Regions from separate parts of the Mus musculus genome. Here region 2 is linked to region 1. A link is a loop called in an ENCODE intact Hi-C map of the cell type or tissue named here. Cell type or tissue: gastrocnemius. All regions are shown on one strand.

What was found. Peaks named below come from ENCODE experiments on the same cell type or tissue, not always from the same donor. Only the 100,000 strongest peaks of a DNase experiment are listed, where the experiment ranks them.
Region 2: it touches region 1 in a loop (2.7-fold over the local background); 17 of 42 quality-filtered maps call a loop at or near these places.

What each region holds. Positions count from the first base shown.
Region 1 is chr12:102,496,207-102,504,206 of GRCm38, reverse strand. Golga5 (golgi autoantigen, golgin subfamily a, 5) reads right to left here. Exons shown (of 13, transcript NM_001199004.1): 13 at 6,300-6,760. The coding sequence ends at 6,680. Among named protein-coding and RNA genes, the nearest start is that of Golga5, 31 kb to the right of the region's middle. In gastrocnemius, CTCF peaks have their summits at 2,509 and 4,287 (motif pointing left); a DNase peak (open chromatin) is centred at 4,287; H3K4me3 peaks cover 259 bases; H3K27ac peaks cover 965 bases.
Region 2 is chr12:102,715,266-102,723,265 of GRCm38, reverse strand. All of the region lies in intron 1 of Gm30296 (a long non-coding RNA gene), which reads right to left. Among named protein-coding and RNA genes, the nearest start is that of Gm30296, 8.5 kb to the right of the region's middle. In gastrocnemius, a CTCF peak has its summit at 3,467 (motif pointing right); a DNase peak (open chromatin) is centred at 3,505.

The DNA of each region.
Region 1 (8,000 bases):
CATTGTGCAACTCTAGAGAACCCTGACTAAGGGACCATCTATAGAACTTCACTAGCAACAGCCTTGGGGTGGAGAGAGACATGGAGAGACATGGCACTGGCTCTTCTTGAAAGAGGACTGAGTTCCCAGCACCGAGATCCAGTGGCTTACAACCTGTAACTCGCTCCAGGCAATTGAAACCGGTTCTTGCCCCCATGGGCACGTAAACACACAGTTTTTGTTTTTCTTTTTTAAAAGATTTATTTATGTGAGTATACTGTAGCTGTCTTCAGACACACCAGAAGAGGGCATTGGATCCCATTAAAGATGGCTGTGAGCCACCATGTGGTTTCTGGGACCTGAACTCAGGACCTCTGGAAGAGCAGTCAGTGCTCTTAACCACTGAGCCATCTCTCCAGCCTTCCCTTCCATACACACATTTTTTAAAAAATGAAAATAAGGGTGACTTTCAACCATCTGTAATGAGATCTGACGCCCTCTTCTGGAGTGTCCGAAGACAGCTACAGTGTACTCACATATAATAAATAAATAAATCTTAAAAAAAAAATAAAACAATCAATAGCTCAAATTGATCATCCAGGAATATTTTCAGCTCAATTTATACAATTTAGACCTTTGTGTTTTATTTTCCAGATCTCACGCAAACTAGGCACATGTTCTACTACTAGGTCACATCTCCAGCCTGCTGCTCTGGGGTATTTTTAAAAAATTCTATCTCTGTCTCTCTTTCTCTCTCCACCCCTCTCTCTCCTCTCTCCCATCTCTCTCTTTTCTCTCTCTGTGCATCTGTCTGTCTGTCTGTGAGGTGAGGATGTTGGATCTGCTAGAGCTGGAGTTACAAGTGAGCCACCTAACACGGGTCTGAGAATTGAACTGGAGTCCCGTTTGAGAGCAGTGCATGCTCTTACCTGCTGAGCCGAGTCTCCAGCCCCTACTTTGATGCTTTAAATCTTTGATGCTCTCCCTCTTGGGGACACTCTCAAGCTGTCCAGTCTAAATGCCCCCTAACCGGTCACACACCTCTCCATTTTGTTTCCCTGCTTGCCTGTGGCTTTAGAACCCAGAGAAGCTGTGTGACTATGAAGGGATAGAGAAGCATCGCTTATGTACCGTGTTCTGTGACACCACAGGGGCTAACGATGGCTGTCATGTAAGAGATCAGGTATGTCTAAGTTCTGACGGCCTGACCACAGAGATGTCAGGCAGTGCCTCCCACTAAAGTTAGTCAGTGAGAGGGAGAGAGATGCTGGCCTACAGACGCAAAAGGTTGTACTTTTGGATTTTGTTCTTCTGCTTGTCTTCCAACTTGAACAAAGATGAGGAGATCATGCAGTTTGGAAGGATTGCTTGATTTCCTTGATTTGGTGTCATCTGAATGCAAAATTTCTCCCAGAGGGTTATGTTCCAGGGGCTTGGTTGCAAGCTGCTAGGATTTGGGGAACTGATTAGGTCCTGGGGGCCTTGACCTAATAAATGGATTGATTCCTTGATAGGTTCGTAATATAGAAGTGCTCTAAGCAGAAGGCGGGGCCTAGCTAGAGGAAGTTAGAAGGGGGTGTTCTTGGAGGCCACATGCTGCTCTGTCTTCTGTCCTGTCCACCTATCCCCTTTCCACTGTGCTCTGTCCTTCCCCGCCATGGACTGACCCTTCTCAAACTGTGAACCAACATAAATCTTCCCCATAAGTTGCTTATGCAGTTGTTCTAAACACTGGTGCGAAGTTCAATGCTTTCCGTCTTTCTGGTTAGTACTTGTGACGGCACTGATAAAGGCTGTCTTCACCTCAGCAAAGCCAACTGCCACACTCTAAATGCTCATATGACACAACTGAAATCTCCAGACCCTGGACTAACATGGGGTGTTAAAGGTTCTCTGCTTAAAAGTGCTGTTGACTCAGGGTACACAGGGTTACTATTCAGGCACAGAGGAGGTTTTGAAACCTAAGTCCTTTCATTGGCTGACAGTCCCTTGAGGCTGGCTGTGCATGTCCTCGGCTCCAGTTCTGTTCCGGCCACACTGGCCCTTTGTGGTTCTAAGCATACTGTGTGTGCTCAGCCAGATGTTCCATACACACTGAACCTTCAGTGAGAAAGTCCACCCATATCCTTCTTTCCCGCACTACCACACAAGTGCCACCCCCTGCTGCCCCACTTCACACCCATGGCCCACTTCTTTCTGTTTAGTGACTTAACACTAAATGACAGTTACAGTTTGCCTTCCCACTTAACTGTAAGATCCCCGAGGGCAGATCCCTGCTGTTCACATTCTATAGCTGGGACACACCACACTCATGATTCAAATTCAAGTTGTAGTCTTACTACCATTTAAAAGAAGATTATTCCAAATATTTTTCATTCTTAAAAATATAAATAACCATTGCATACACTAGCAAGATTTTGCTGAAAGGACCCTGATATAGCTGTCTCTTGTGAGACTATGCCAGGGGCCTAGCAAACACAGAAGTGGATGCTCACAGTCAGCTATTGGATGGATCACAGCGCCCCCAATGGAGGAGCTAGAGAAAATACCCAAGGAGTTAAAGGGATCTGCAACCCTATAGGTGGAACAACAATATGAACTAACCAGTACCCCGAAGCTCTTGACTCTAGCCGCATATGTATCAAAAGATGGCCTAGTCGGCCATCACTGGAAAGAGAGGCCCATTGGACTTGCAAACTTTATATGCCCCAGTACAGGGGAACGCCATGGCCAAAAAGTGGGAGTGGGTGGGTAGGGGAGTGGGGGGGAGGGTATGGGGGACTTTTGGGATAGCATTGGAAATGTAAATGAGGAAAATACCTAATAAAAATATTTAAAATATATATATAAATAAATGCCAGGAGGTGATGGCACCCACCTTTGTGTGGCTTGGATGAGAAATGCCCTCCATGGACTGGTGGATTTGAACACTTAGTCCTTAGCTGCTGTTTAGGGAAGTTACGAATCCTGGAGGAAGTGCAAAACTGTGGTGAGCTTTGAGGGTTTATAGCCTCACCCTCACTGTTCTCTTCTACTTGTGTGCAATTGAGACATGACCTCTTAGCTTCTTGTTCCTTTTGCCATGCCCTCACCATATTCACGGACATCTAGTCATCTAACTCTTTGGGACCAAATTCCCAAATAAACTCTTCCCTCTATATATTTCATATTATATTCTCAAAGACTTTAAACATTGAAAAATAAAATAATCTTGCCACTTAATTTTTACCGTCAAGGTAGCTTACAAAAGGTTACCCATTCTTCTCTAAAGTGCACTTTGAAAAAGCCATAGCCGGGCGTGGTGGCGCACGCCTTTAATCCCAGCACTCGGGAGGCAGAGGCAGGTGGATTTTTGAGTTCAAGGCCAGCCTGGTCTACAGAGTGAGTAGCCAAGACTACACAGAGAAACTCTGTCTCGAAAAAAACCAAAAAAAAAAAAAAAAAAAAAAAAAAAAGAAAAAGAAAAAGAAAAAGAAAAAGGAAAAAGCCATGCTTACTTTGAGGTATCTGGTGAGCAAACCACTGAGCCCATGTTCTCAGGAGCAAACAGGTGTATTGGTGTGGTTTGAATGTGGGCAGAAGAGACACTGGGGCATCCCTCTTTTTTGTGAGGTTGGACTTACTAAGAAGTGTAAATAGACATCTGAGTGCAGGAAGAAATGGAGAAGGCAGAAACAGAGCTGAGCAGTAGCAGACACTCAAGAAGTGGGGTGGATTGCTGGCATCTTTGATGGCTTGAATTTGAAGGTCTTTTTTTTTTTTTTTGAGTTTTGAGACAGGGTTTCTCTGTGTAGCCCTGGCTGTCCTGGAACTCACTCTGTAGACCAGGCTGGCCTCGAACTCAGAAATCCACCTGCTTCTGCCTCCCGAGTGCTGGGTTCAAAGGCATGCGACACCACTGCCACAGGCTGAAGGTCAAATTTTATTCTTTTTTTTTTTTTTTTTTTTTTTTTGGTTTTTCGAGACAGGGTTTCTCTGTGTAGTCCTGGCTGTCCTGGAACTCACTCTGTAGACCAGGCTGGCCTCAAACTCAGAAATTCACCTGCCTCTGCCTCCCAAGTGCTGGGATTAAAGGCGTGCGTCACCACGCCCGGTGTGAAGGTCAAATTTTAATGGAAGGGTTAGTCTTGAGTTGAACTGTATCGTCCTCTTCTCAGTGCTGACAGAAAGCAGAAAGCAGTACCTGGTGAGGTTCTTCTGACTCACGGTCTGAAAGGGAAGGCATGGCTGGGGTTCGTGCAGCCATGAGCTGACTGCTCTTATCTTAGTGGCCTGGGAAAACAGAGAGGAGTGGGGTCAAGGCATGCCCCCTAGTGGCCTTCTCCTGCCAGTCAGGGTTAACCTCTAAGGGTTTCCAACCTCCTAAAACCAACAGCTGCATGCTGTCCAAGAGTTCAGCCACGGGAGCCATGGTGGAATGCTAACAGGTGGAGAACTTCTGGAAGGCAGGGATAGGAAACTTGCTCAAGCACTATCTATTCCCTTTTTGTTTACACAGCATCTCTGGATGTGTCATGGGTCAGATATAGGGTGGGAGCAAGTAACTTCGAAAGGCTAATAGGGGTTATCACGAAGCAAGGGGCAGTAGCAGTTACAACGACAGTTGAGTGGTCTGCTGTGCCTTTACCACTGGTGCTGTCTGCCTCCTTCTCAGAGAGTGCTAACCCTTAATTCTAAGAGGTCCATTTGCTTCTCCGTTGGGACTCTTAAGGCTGGTCAGTCCCAAGTGCCACGGGCCATTGGTCCTCGACTCTTAGGCTTCACCAGCTCCTCCTGCCTTCTTGCACCCACACTGAGGTTCACTCTGCCATTTCCAGCACTCAGGTGACCCCTGGCAATTGGGAGCTGGAGCTTGGTGAGGCCTGAGGAGTGTGCCCTATCCCACAGGTAAGCTGAGCATCTGGCTGGATTTGAGCCCCTTTACCTTAGACGCTCCAGCTACTCAACAGAGACCATATTTTCGAAAAAAAAAAAAATCTTTCCTTGGAAAGGTTTGCTCTGTAGCAGTAGAAATGGTGGTTTTCATAAAGGGCAATTTCTAGAAAGGGAATTTTAAAAATAATGTTTTTCAACGGACACCTATTAATACAAGGCAGTCCAAGAATATGTTTGCATGTTTGAAATCCCTTTGACTACACGTACTGGGAACAAGAAGACACTGACTTGGCATTCCCGCAAGCCTTCTAATGAGGTCAAGGTTTCACATTACCTTGCCCAGTTTGTGAGTGGTCAAGAGTAATGAATCTGAAACTCAATTAACGGCAAGTGAGTGCAGAGCCGGAAACACTTAGTCAAACATTGCCCAAGCCAAGAATGTGCAGACTGGACAAAAGACTTACAGATGTCCCAACAAAAGCCAGGACTCCACAGAGACGGGAAGTCTGGCAGCGGCGCTTGTGCTGCTTCCATTTAAGGGTGGAACCTGGTTCTAATCATTTTCCTGAAACATTTCCAAACGAAGAGAAAAAAAGCAAATCCTAAAATCCATTAACAAGACTGCACTCTTTCTAACTCCGTAGCTCCCACTGTCGTGGCTCATGCCAGTGAGAATCCTGCTATCGATCTCCTCGTCTCTACGCCAAGCCCCCGTTTATATGATGTGGCACATCCTGCCCTTTTCTTTCCCGATACACTGAAAACAAAAGCCCAAATATGCCTAACATCTAATTATAGAAAACAGGAAACATAAATTTCATGATATACAAGGTTTCTATGACCTGTGTGCCAGTTCAAGTTGTGGCAATGGTGTCACCGAGGTTCTCCGCAGGCATTCAAGTGACCACACCAAGACAGACCCAAGAGGGGACTGCTGCCACTCACTGTCCAAGAGCCACATGCATTAACTATATACAAAGAGACCACCAGGACTTGGGTGACAAAATGTGTGAATCTACAGACGAAGACGAAGAGGAAGGACAATTCAAAGAACATGCTGGTCATACAGAAAACTGTGTACTTACTCACTGTAACTGTAGTATCCCGGCTACAGTATTGGTAAATAGACATCTCCCACATGCTACAAGCAGGGGCTATACACTCCATGAGATACACACTGGGGGAAGCAAGACAACTCAGGGGTAGAAAGGAAAGCAGTGGGGAACTACTACAGCCACCTAGTGACTGCAGCTGTGACTTTCAGTTGCACTCACTGATAACCATCAGAAATGTTTTTAAAGGGGATTAAAGTCGTTATTAAAAAAAAAAAAGAAAAATGCACAGTGAATTTTATTTATGTATTTCAAAAAGAATTATACCAAGAATCTAACATGAAAACATTAAATATTTGCAGTTAAATATATGAAAATATAAAGCACTCTAAATTATTAAAAAAGAAATCTTTTTATTTTTAATCCCTAAATACAATTAGTTTCCCTGATTATAACCCATAATCAGTGTCACCTAAAATATAGAAAGGTCTGTACAGAGGTGAACACCCCCAAATCGCCTTTTCTCTTTCTCTATACATATCTAGGGAACTGAACTCAGAAAAAGTTGAGCTTAATTTGTCAAATTACTGTCTGCATTTAGAGACTCTTATGGGAATAGGGGAGAGTCAGACACCAGAGAAATAAGTTAAAAGATTAAAAGCTCTCCATGAAGAAACCATCTTGTGCACGGTTCCTAGCAGTCTTAGTGCTGATCTTTCTGCAGATCCCAGCTCTGGACAATGGCAGGCACTCATGGGAACCAGTGGCTCTGTTCACTTGCCGTACGGTTGGTCATGGTGCATTTCTGGTGAGTAAGTCAGCAGTACGATCATGACCCAGAGGTGCAGCAAAGCCTAGAGGGAGAAAACACAACTCAGGTGCCGGCCAAGAAATCAGTCTTTACCTGAGGACTGTACAGGGAGGACGGGGCCATGCTTGTCTTCATACCCATCTGGGACAGAGTCTGGAGCACAGCTGGGGCTCAGTGTGTGTTTACTGGCTGAATGATGGAGAAATGTGTGACCCAATGAGCTCAGGCACAGAGCTGCACACTGCAGACCTCTCAGCTGAGAGGAGAGCCTGAACACCAAACGTTCATGACTCGAATGCAAAGAGGGCTTGGATAGCGCTGCTAGACAGACAGACAGACTTCGGCTGGGCTGGCAAGACCTTGTAGAACAGTTCATGTACAACAGTAAGTAGAAGGGACAGTTTCCCCAGCTTTGCTGATGAAGAGATGGGGAAGTACACCCGATAGGAACAACATGTCAGTGATACTCAGGGCAGTCTGAATGTCATGAAGTCCCATTGGTTGGGGTGTGTAAACTCTGTAGGATGCAACACACAGCATCTTACACTGACAGGTACCCAGAGCACTTGTGGCTGCCAGTACTTGGGCAGTTGGCCCCTGTGGTGGTTTGAATATGGTTTGGCCCAGGGAGTGGCACTATTAGAAATTGTGGCCCTGTTGGAGTAGGTGTGTCACTGTGGGCATGGACTTTAAGACCCTTGTCTTAGCTGACTGGAAGCCAGTCTTCTCCTAGCAACCTTCGGATGAAGATGTAGAACTCAGCTCCTCCAGCACCTTGCCTGCCTGGACGCTGCCATGCTCCTGCCTTGATTACGGACTGAACCTCTGAACCCTTTAAGCCAGCCCCAGTTAAAGGTTGTCCTTATAAGAGTTGCCTTGGTCATGGTGTCTGTTCACACCTGACAGTCCCTATGGAGTGCACCCTAAATCCTTTCTGATATCCTTCTTTTTTTTCTTCCTCCCCACTCATCCTCCTTTCTTAAATCTTTTTATTTAGAGAAAGAATTCTTCCCTCTAATGGAGCACAGAAATTTCCTTTAAAAGTAGGTTTCTCTTTCTTAAGAAAATAGCCTTAACTCAGCCTAACCTGTTAAAGCCATCCTCTCTCAGCATAGTGAGTGGGCTTTCAGGCACAGCACACATAAACCAATACCACAAACTAGTGCAATTGATTTTGCAACTAAAAATCCAGAGGAAAATGTACTGGCCTTAAAGATCCTTCTAGAAAAATAAAGTAAAACACATGAAAATAATCAAAGCAACTTTGCAGCATTAAGATAAAA
Region 2 (8,000 bases), 220 kb before region 1:
ATTACAGCATCCAAACCTAACTTCTACCTCAGTCAGTCATCTGGAAACTCATGGAGTCTGAGGTAGAGGCAAGATTCAGACAGCAGGAGGAGCAGACCTGTGGTCCTGGCCAGGCTCCTTTGTCTAAGAGTCAAAGGTTAGCTGCCTTTGACAGATGGGAGTTTATTCAGCGGCTCTGCGATGATCTGACATCTACACAGCGGTTTTGTGTCTTGAGTACTTTCTTTCCTAGACAGGGTTTTGTAATTCTCCGCGTCTGGAATTTTGGATTTTCATTCTGTCGAGATGAATTTTTATTTTGTCAGTGGGGAATGATAATTAAATACCTGGGTACCAGGCACGCGGGCTCGTCAGGGCTGTTGTTTCTCCTAGGTCCGCATCAAGAAGTGTATGAGGTATGTGCACGTTTACATATCTATCTATATCCATTTCTAGGTCTATCCATATATCTTTCAAACCTAGAGTTCATGCCAGCATCTCCAGTCCACCCCACACACGGGGTCGCCACGGTCCGGCCTCCTCTGGAATTTGATTGCCTGCCTGCACAGTGAGGAGCTGGATCCTGTTGCATCAGGCTCTCCCACTCACTCAGCCTCCTTGTCTGAACCAATCATCTCACAGTTCACATCCTGTAGCGTGGGCCCCACAGGTACCCCAGCTGCTCCTCAGCCCCCCTCGGAGGTGCTGTGTAGCGCGAGCCCCGTGCACCTGCTCAGCTCTGAACAGCCAGGATTGGGTTTGTCTCCTCCCAGTGAGAGAACCCCAAAGAATCTCCTGCACAGTCGGTTAACAACAGTGGTGCTGGCCTCGGGGAAGCACCAACCCCACACTGCAGGGCCCTGCCAGCCTGTGACACTTGTTGGCTCCTTAAAAGCCAACTTTCCACCCGACCCTCCTGACCCTACCCTCTAGTGTAACAATAGCCCCGTGTCTCCTGTCTGGAGTCTACTTACTCCAGGACCCAAGTCTTAAGTGAGAGGCTTCACGGGGGCTCAGTCCCCTCAATTCCCTCACGGGACATCGTCCAGGACCCAGGGAATACCGTGAAAAGATACATGCGTATAAATTATGCACATACAGAAGGCACACGGAGCTCAATGCCATCGACGGGAGGACAATCCTAGTGAATCTTTCTTTTAAAAATAGGCTTTAAAAAATAGAAAAATTTAAAAATGGGTTTAATCTTTTGTATTTTTAGATATCGGCTATTTTTAAAACGCAAAGCCTCTCCCTCTCTCCCTCCTCCCTCCTCTCTCGTTCTCTCCCACCCCTCTCTCCCACCCCCCACTCTCTGGCTCTTGCTCTTTCGTATTCTAAGTAGAACCCAGCTTTCCCCGCCGCCCTTTTCCTGGAGGGGCCCTGACTTCTGTTTTTCTCTGAGATAGGGTCCCACTGTCTGGTTCACCCTGGCTTCTTTTTGTTATTTTGACTTATTTTTTTATTATTTTTTTTTCAGAGCTGAGAACCGATACCAGGGCCTTGTGCTTGTTAAGCAAGAGCTCTACCACTGTGCTAAGTCCCTACCCCCATGCTGGCTTCATGTGATCTTCCAGCATTGGCTCCTAAGTCCTGAGCACTGGCCTCTGGGGCTTTGCATGCATTAGGCTTAAAAAAAAAAAATTAAACATCATACTTCATATCCTGGTTTTTTTTTTTTTTTTTTTTTTTTTTTGGTTTTGCGAGACAGGGTTTCTCTGTGTAGCCCTGGCTGTCCTGGAACTCACTTTGTAGACCAGGCTGGCCTCAAACTCAGAAATCCGCCTGCCTCTGCCTCCCAAGTGCTGGGACTAAAGGTGTGCGCCACCACGTCCGGCTTTTTTTTTTTTTTTTAATTAAACTCTATTTTCTTGTGTGTGTGAGTGTGCTGACGGGGCGGTTAGGGAATTTGAGGAAGTTGGTTCTTTCTTTCCAGTGTGTGGGATCCAGGAAGTCAACTCCAGTCGCCATTTCCACCTTATTTATTTTTTAAGCCGTGTTTTTCAATGACCCTGGAACTCACTGACCAGCCAGAGTGGCTGGCCAGAAAGCCCATGGGATTCACCTATCTCCCCGTCCCAGTGCTGGAACTACACCAGCTTTTCCATGGATCCTGGGGATCAGAATTCGGGTCCCTCTGTTTGGGGTGCAAGCAGCTTGCCCACGGGTCCATCTCCCATACCCTTCTCCTCCTGTATCTTTGCACTCACGCTTGCTGTCCAGAGAACCCTTCTCTGACATGCCCTCAGCTCCCTGCTTCCTTTAGCTTGTGATCCTCTGCCCCTGGTTTTGAGCTTTCCTGTCAGCCACTGAACATTGCTTCCTCAAAACACTCCGCAAAAGCCCCTCAACTTCATGAGTGTGAAATACATTCACAAGTCGGGCATGGTGGTGCACGACTTTAATCCCAGCACTTGGGAGGCAGAGGCAGGCGGATTTCTGAGTTTGAGGCCAGCCTGCTCTACAGAGTGAGTTCCAGGACAGCCAGGGCTACACAGAGAAACCCTGTCTTGAAAAATCAACCAACAACCACAACAACAACAAAAAAAAACCCCAAACATTCACAGATAAGAAAAGCTACCCATGCCCACAGTTTTCAAAAACCAAAATTATGAGGGAGAATCCACTTTGATTGAATCTCTATTTCTATATATAGTCATCCTGCCAGCTGTCTGCATGGGTACCTAGTCACAGGGACACAGGTGGGCTGATAGCTACTGGCTCAAATTCCATACAGAGGTTATAGCTTATAGCTATAAGCTATATATAGCTGTAAGGTTTTTCTTTGTTTGTTTGTTGTTTTGTTTTGATTTTTGGTTTTTCAAGACAGGGTTTCTCTGTGTAGCCCTGGCTGTCCTGGAACTCACTCTGTAGACCAGGCTGGCCTCGAACTCAGAACTCAGAAATCCACCTACCTCTGCCTCACAAGTGCTGGGATTAAAGACGTGTGCCACCACTATAGCTGTTCTTAATGCCTCAAGCCCCAAGATACCTCAGGGTCCCATGGGGCTCAGTGCTCATTTACCTACTACCCCAGCTCCCGGCCATTAGCTTCTTGAGAGTAAAGATGGCATCTTTCTTCTTTGCCTTTCCAGAGTGTGAACTGGACTCCACCATGCAAATCAGAACTCTGTGAGCCCTGGAAAGGCGTGCCTGTAACTTGGGAGTTAAGTATCCCTCCCTCTTCCTAACAACAGCAAACAATTCTTTTGGAGCAACGACCCGCCTTTCCCTCCGGGTGCGTGACTCTTCAATTCTCTCAGCGAGTATAAAATTCTTCATATACAATGATAAAACTGAGGTGGCTTCTCCCAATGTAAGCAAACTTCTTAGCGACAAAACTGGCCTTCTGAGACGTTCTAGAGTGTCAAAAGCAGAGCGGTTTCATTCCTTATAACATTAACTCTCTTGTGCACGGCAGGATCTTTGGTGCTGGCATCAGTCAACACCAGGCATACTCTGTAATTAATAGCTAGCCTATGCAAATTTCCAAGATGTCCACTAGGTAGCGCTGTTGCACTGGGCAAGAAACAGTATGGTCTTTGCACTCTATTCCCCCTCCCCCAGGCCTCCCATCCCACCCCTTTCCACCCACTATTCCCCTGTACCTGATACTTTTAATTTGTTTCTTGCCTGTTTCTCTACCTCCAGCATGAGCTGCAGGAGGTGCACCCCAATGTCTGGAACAATGCAGGGGACAGCAGGCACCAGATGAAGGAGAGATTGCCTCGGTTAGGTTAACTCCCTAAGAACTCTGTGTAGAAAGGGTTCAGGCGCAACTCTAGCAGACGGGGGATTTGGCAGTCAGGTGACCCACATTCAGTCCTTTTTAAAATTCACCCCGTGGTGGGGAGAAGCTGGGAAATATAGCTTAGTGAGTAGAGCACTTGTCTGCCATTCTCCAGGCCCTGGGTTTTCTTTCTGGGATTAGGTAAACTGGGTGCAGAGAAGCACACCTATAATTGTAGAATACAGGAGGTGGAGGCAGGAAAGTCGGAAGTTTAGGCTTATACTCTGATGCATAGGGAATTTTAAGTCAGTCTGGGATACGTGAGACCCTGTCTCAAAAATAAAACCCACCCGTTAACTTTGTCTATAGTGTTGAGGTTTTCCCGAAGGCTGACTGACCTCACATCATATTTTGGTTTGGTTATAGTTCCTGGCATTTGCACCAATGCCTACATTCCAGTGAGTGGTCCCACTGTATCCTCAGGAAACCCCTGCAGTCTAGAATTACCATGTTCCATTTACAGGTGAGAGAACCAAGACTCTGGTTTACATACTCAGGCACAATGCCTGAGGCATTCGCCGTCCATAGGCAGAAACTGAGATTTGGATGCACCCTTCAGTTATGCTGTGAGTGGGATGGTATTCTTACAAGGCCTGCATTGGACATTATTAACTCTGCCTCCATGATGTTGTGTGAATCTGAGCAGTCAATTATCCTCAGCTTTACTGGTGAAGCATGAGAGCCACTCAAAGATGAGCTTTGACTTCAGGCCACCAATACTGCAAATCTATCCCAATAGGAGACAACCAGGGAGAGTCTGCCCTGAGTCAACCAGATGTGCCCAGGTGTGCTCCCAGCATATTCAGGATAGCTGGGAGTGAGCTTGAGGGCAGCATTGAGGTAGGACTGTCTTATTCTGACCTTAAGAGAGAAGGCTGAGCCGGGCGTGGTGGCACACGCCTTTAGTCCCAGCACTCGGGAGGCAGAGGCAGGCAGATTTCTGAGTTCGAGGCCAGCCTGGTCTACAAAGTGAGTTCCAGGACAGCCAGGGCTACACAGAGAAACCCTGTCTCGGAAAAAAAAAAAAAAGAGAGAGAGAGAGAAGGCTGGAGGTGGGTATCATAGGTAGGGTGCACAGAGCAAGAGCATGGGGGTCATGGCCCCTGATTGGTTAGATTCCAGGCCATTGGCCACACTGTGGCTTCCACACTCCTCACTGTGCCCTCAGCCTCCAGTTAGAAGTATAAAGATTTGATGCAACCCTGAAGGAACCAACCAGGGGTGGGGCACAGCGGGAGAAAGAACTTTTTAGAAGCTAAGGAAATAGTCTCAGAATGGGCTGTCCTGGTAGAGGCAAAAGCTGGGGTGTCAAGTCAGGAAAGTAGCCTAGAGGCTTTAGTAAAGTTGTTTTGTTTTGTTTTGTTTTGTTTTTGTTTTTTGAGACAGGGTTTCTCTGTGTAGCCCTGGCTGTCCTGGACCTCACTCTGTAGACCAGGCTGGCCATGAATTCAGAAATCTGCCTGCCTCTACCTCTCAAGTGCTGGGATTAAAGGTGTGCACCACCACTGCCCAGCTAGTAAATTCTTTAAAGTTCTTTCTGTCACCAAGATGTGGGACAGATGGTCTTGGACATTCCTGAGCAGTGCGACCTGCATGCTTCTTAAGGCTAAGAGGCCTTCTCTTCTGACTGGCCCTTCCAGGTCCTTGAGTGGCTTTCCTAGGGTCAGCATGGAAGACAATTCTATGACTTATTTCCCCAACTGTCCTGGGGCCAGGCCTGCCTGGATATTTCTGTCTCTCCCAAAAGAAAACAAAACTTTACTCACTAATGTAAGCAGGCAATATCTTTACCCAGTAAAACAAACAGGCCAGTTCCTCTAAGCCATGCCCAGTGTTCCTTATATGGCATCTCGGACTGTTCCCTGGGGCCCAGTAGACTTGACCATCTTACTCCCAAAGGAGGGATGGGGACAGATTCCAGGTGGCAGATGAAGGTCACACTCACACTAAGGGGCTTCAGAGGTCGGATGGGGCTCTTCGAGACCAGGATTGCCAGAAATGATACATGAGAACCAGAACGTCTGAATTTCCTATCCGCAGTGATGTTTTCAGTGTGAATAACTCTCATTTGGGATATACTCAAGCTCAAAAATTATTCCTTGCTTATCAGAGTGCAGATATAACCGTCTGGGCTGCATATAAATATGACCAGAGACCTAGAATAGCTGGTGTCTTTAAAGGGACCGGAGTATCTGCCACAGAGGGTGGGGTTAGTACCCCTGGGCAACTAAAACAGTAATGGTTCTTGCTGAGTAGGCTTGGCCACCCAGGGAGTCAATGTCACTTTGAACCTTTGGGAAATACCTGTGACTTGGGTGACTTAGAATTTGACCCTGTAATCCATGCAGGAGGAGCCATGTTCAAGAATGGAGTCATAGGTAACCTATACAGGCCAAGGCTCCCAACCCACACTGTCCAGAATAACCGCACAGCACACACAGAGCTGTGCTGTGCTTCGAACGGCTGCTTAGTTCACCCAATTCCAGCACATCAGAATAACAGGAATTAGTCAGGTGCACAGCATGCCGGGACGAGAGAAGTAAGACGGTGGCCCAGTTAACTGAGCAGGCTAAGTACTAGGCACCCATTAGAGCTAATGATTATTAAGGTGGTCGTACCATAGGCGTCGTGTAAGGGATATTGACAAGAAGGGGGAAAGCAGGATATAAGATTAAAGACACATTGTCCACTTAATAGAAAAGCCACAGAAGGAACTCTGCTAACTGGGATCACATTGGGTAAATGTCACTTTCTCCACATTTGCAAAAATCCTTAAATGAATGTGTTGTCTCCATCAACATTCAAACAAGTGCTGTCTACACAGATCAGTGGTAAAAATGTGTGCGTAGCACCCCTGAGGCCCTTTGAGTTGCTCTCCAGCACCCACACACATGGGTGCAAAAGCATGAAAAACACACACACTCTCTCTCTCTTTCTCTCTGAGAAGTTTCTAGAATCTTCCTTTCCTTCTAGCCGAGGTGGAAGCCTGAATCTACACAAAGCTCTCTCCTAAGGCCCACCTTGCTGTTCTTTCCTTCTCTTCCAGCTTTCCTCTAAACTGAGACTAAGGTTTCATAAGGTCCTCTTTGTTACCAGCACCTGCAAACACGAGCAGTTGAGATAGGAAGTTGAGACACACATACACACAGGCCTGCCTTCAAGGGTAACTTGGCCACAGCGCCTCACTGTTAGCCCTTACTAACGGTGTGACTGTTCTTAATGCTCAAATGTCTTCCACCTCCCCAGTCTCAGGGATCCATGGGGCCCAGTGCTCGTCCGCCTGATACCCCTAACGCCCAACCCTGGACCATTAGCTTCTAAAGATGGTATCTTCCTTCTTTGCCTCTTCAGAGTGTGAACTGGCCTCCACAGTGCTAAATGAGCACTCCGTAGACCCTGCAAAGGCATGCCCATAACTTGGGGGGTTACGTATCCTTCCTTCTTTAGTTTGACATTGTTGTTGTTTTAAAGATTGTTCTTTTTTAAAAGATTTATTTATTATTATATGTAAGGACACTGTAGCTATTTCAGACATTCCAGAAGAGGGTGTCAGATCTCATTACGGATGGTTGTGAGCCACCATGTGGTTGCTGGGATTTGAACTCAGGACCTTTGGAAGAGCAGTCAGTGCTTTTACCCACTGAGCCATCTCACCAGCCCCCTGTTTTGTTTTGTTTTGTTTTGTTTTGTTTTGTTTTGTTTTGTTTTTTAAGCCAGCTGCTTGGCTGTCTCTGATGGGGCCCAGCCTCGGGGGGGGGGGCGGGGGGGGCGCCTGGGGGGGGCGGGGGGGGGGGAACAGACTGGCAGGTGCTGTGTCTATGACAAAGGTAAGCCCTAAGGCCTCCTTCTGTTGTAAATGCTGTCCTAGTTTTACGTATCCAGACACTTAGAACATTTGCCTTGCTGGAACCAATTTCACGCACCAAAAATCTTGGACATGCAACTAGTTGGCTACTAACTATGATGATGATGATGTTTTAATTGACTAATCCATCAATTTATTAATTAACTGCAGAGACAGATGTATGTGTACCACAATATGTGTGTGGAGGTCAGAGAACAACTAGAGGGTTGGTTCTCTCTTCGCACTGTGTGGGCCCCAGGGGTCCGACTGAGGTTGTCGTGAGGTCGTCAGGTAGCAAGCATCCCTACCCTCTGAGTCATCTTGCTGGCCCCTGATGGACTCTATACATCTAACTTGGTGTGTGTTTACATTTAGTAGTGTTTGGCGTCT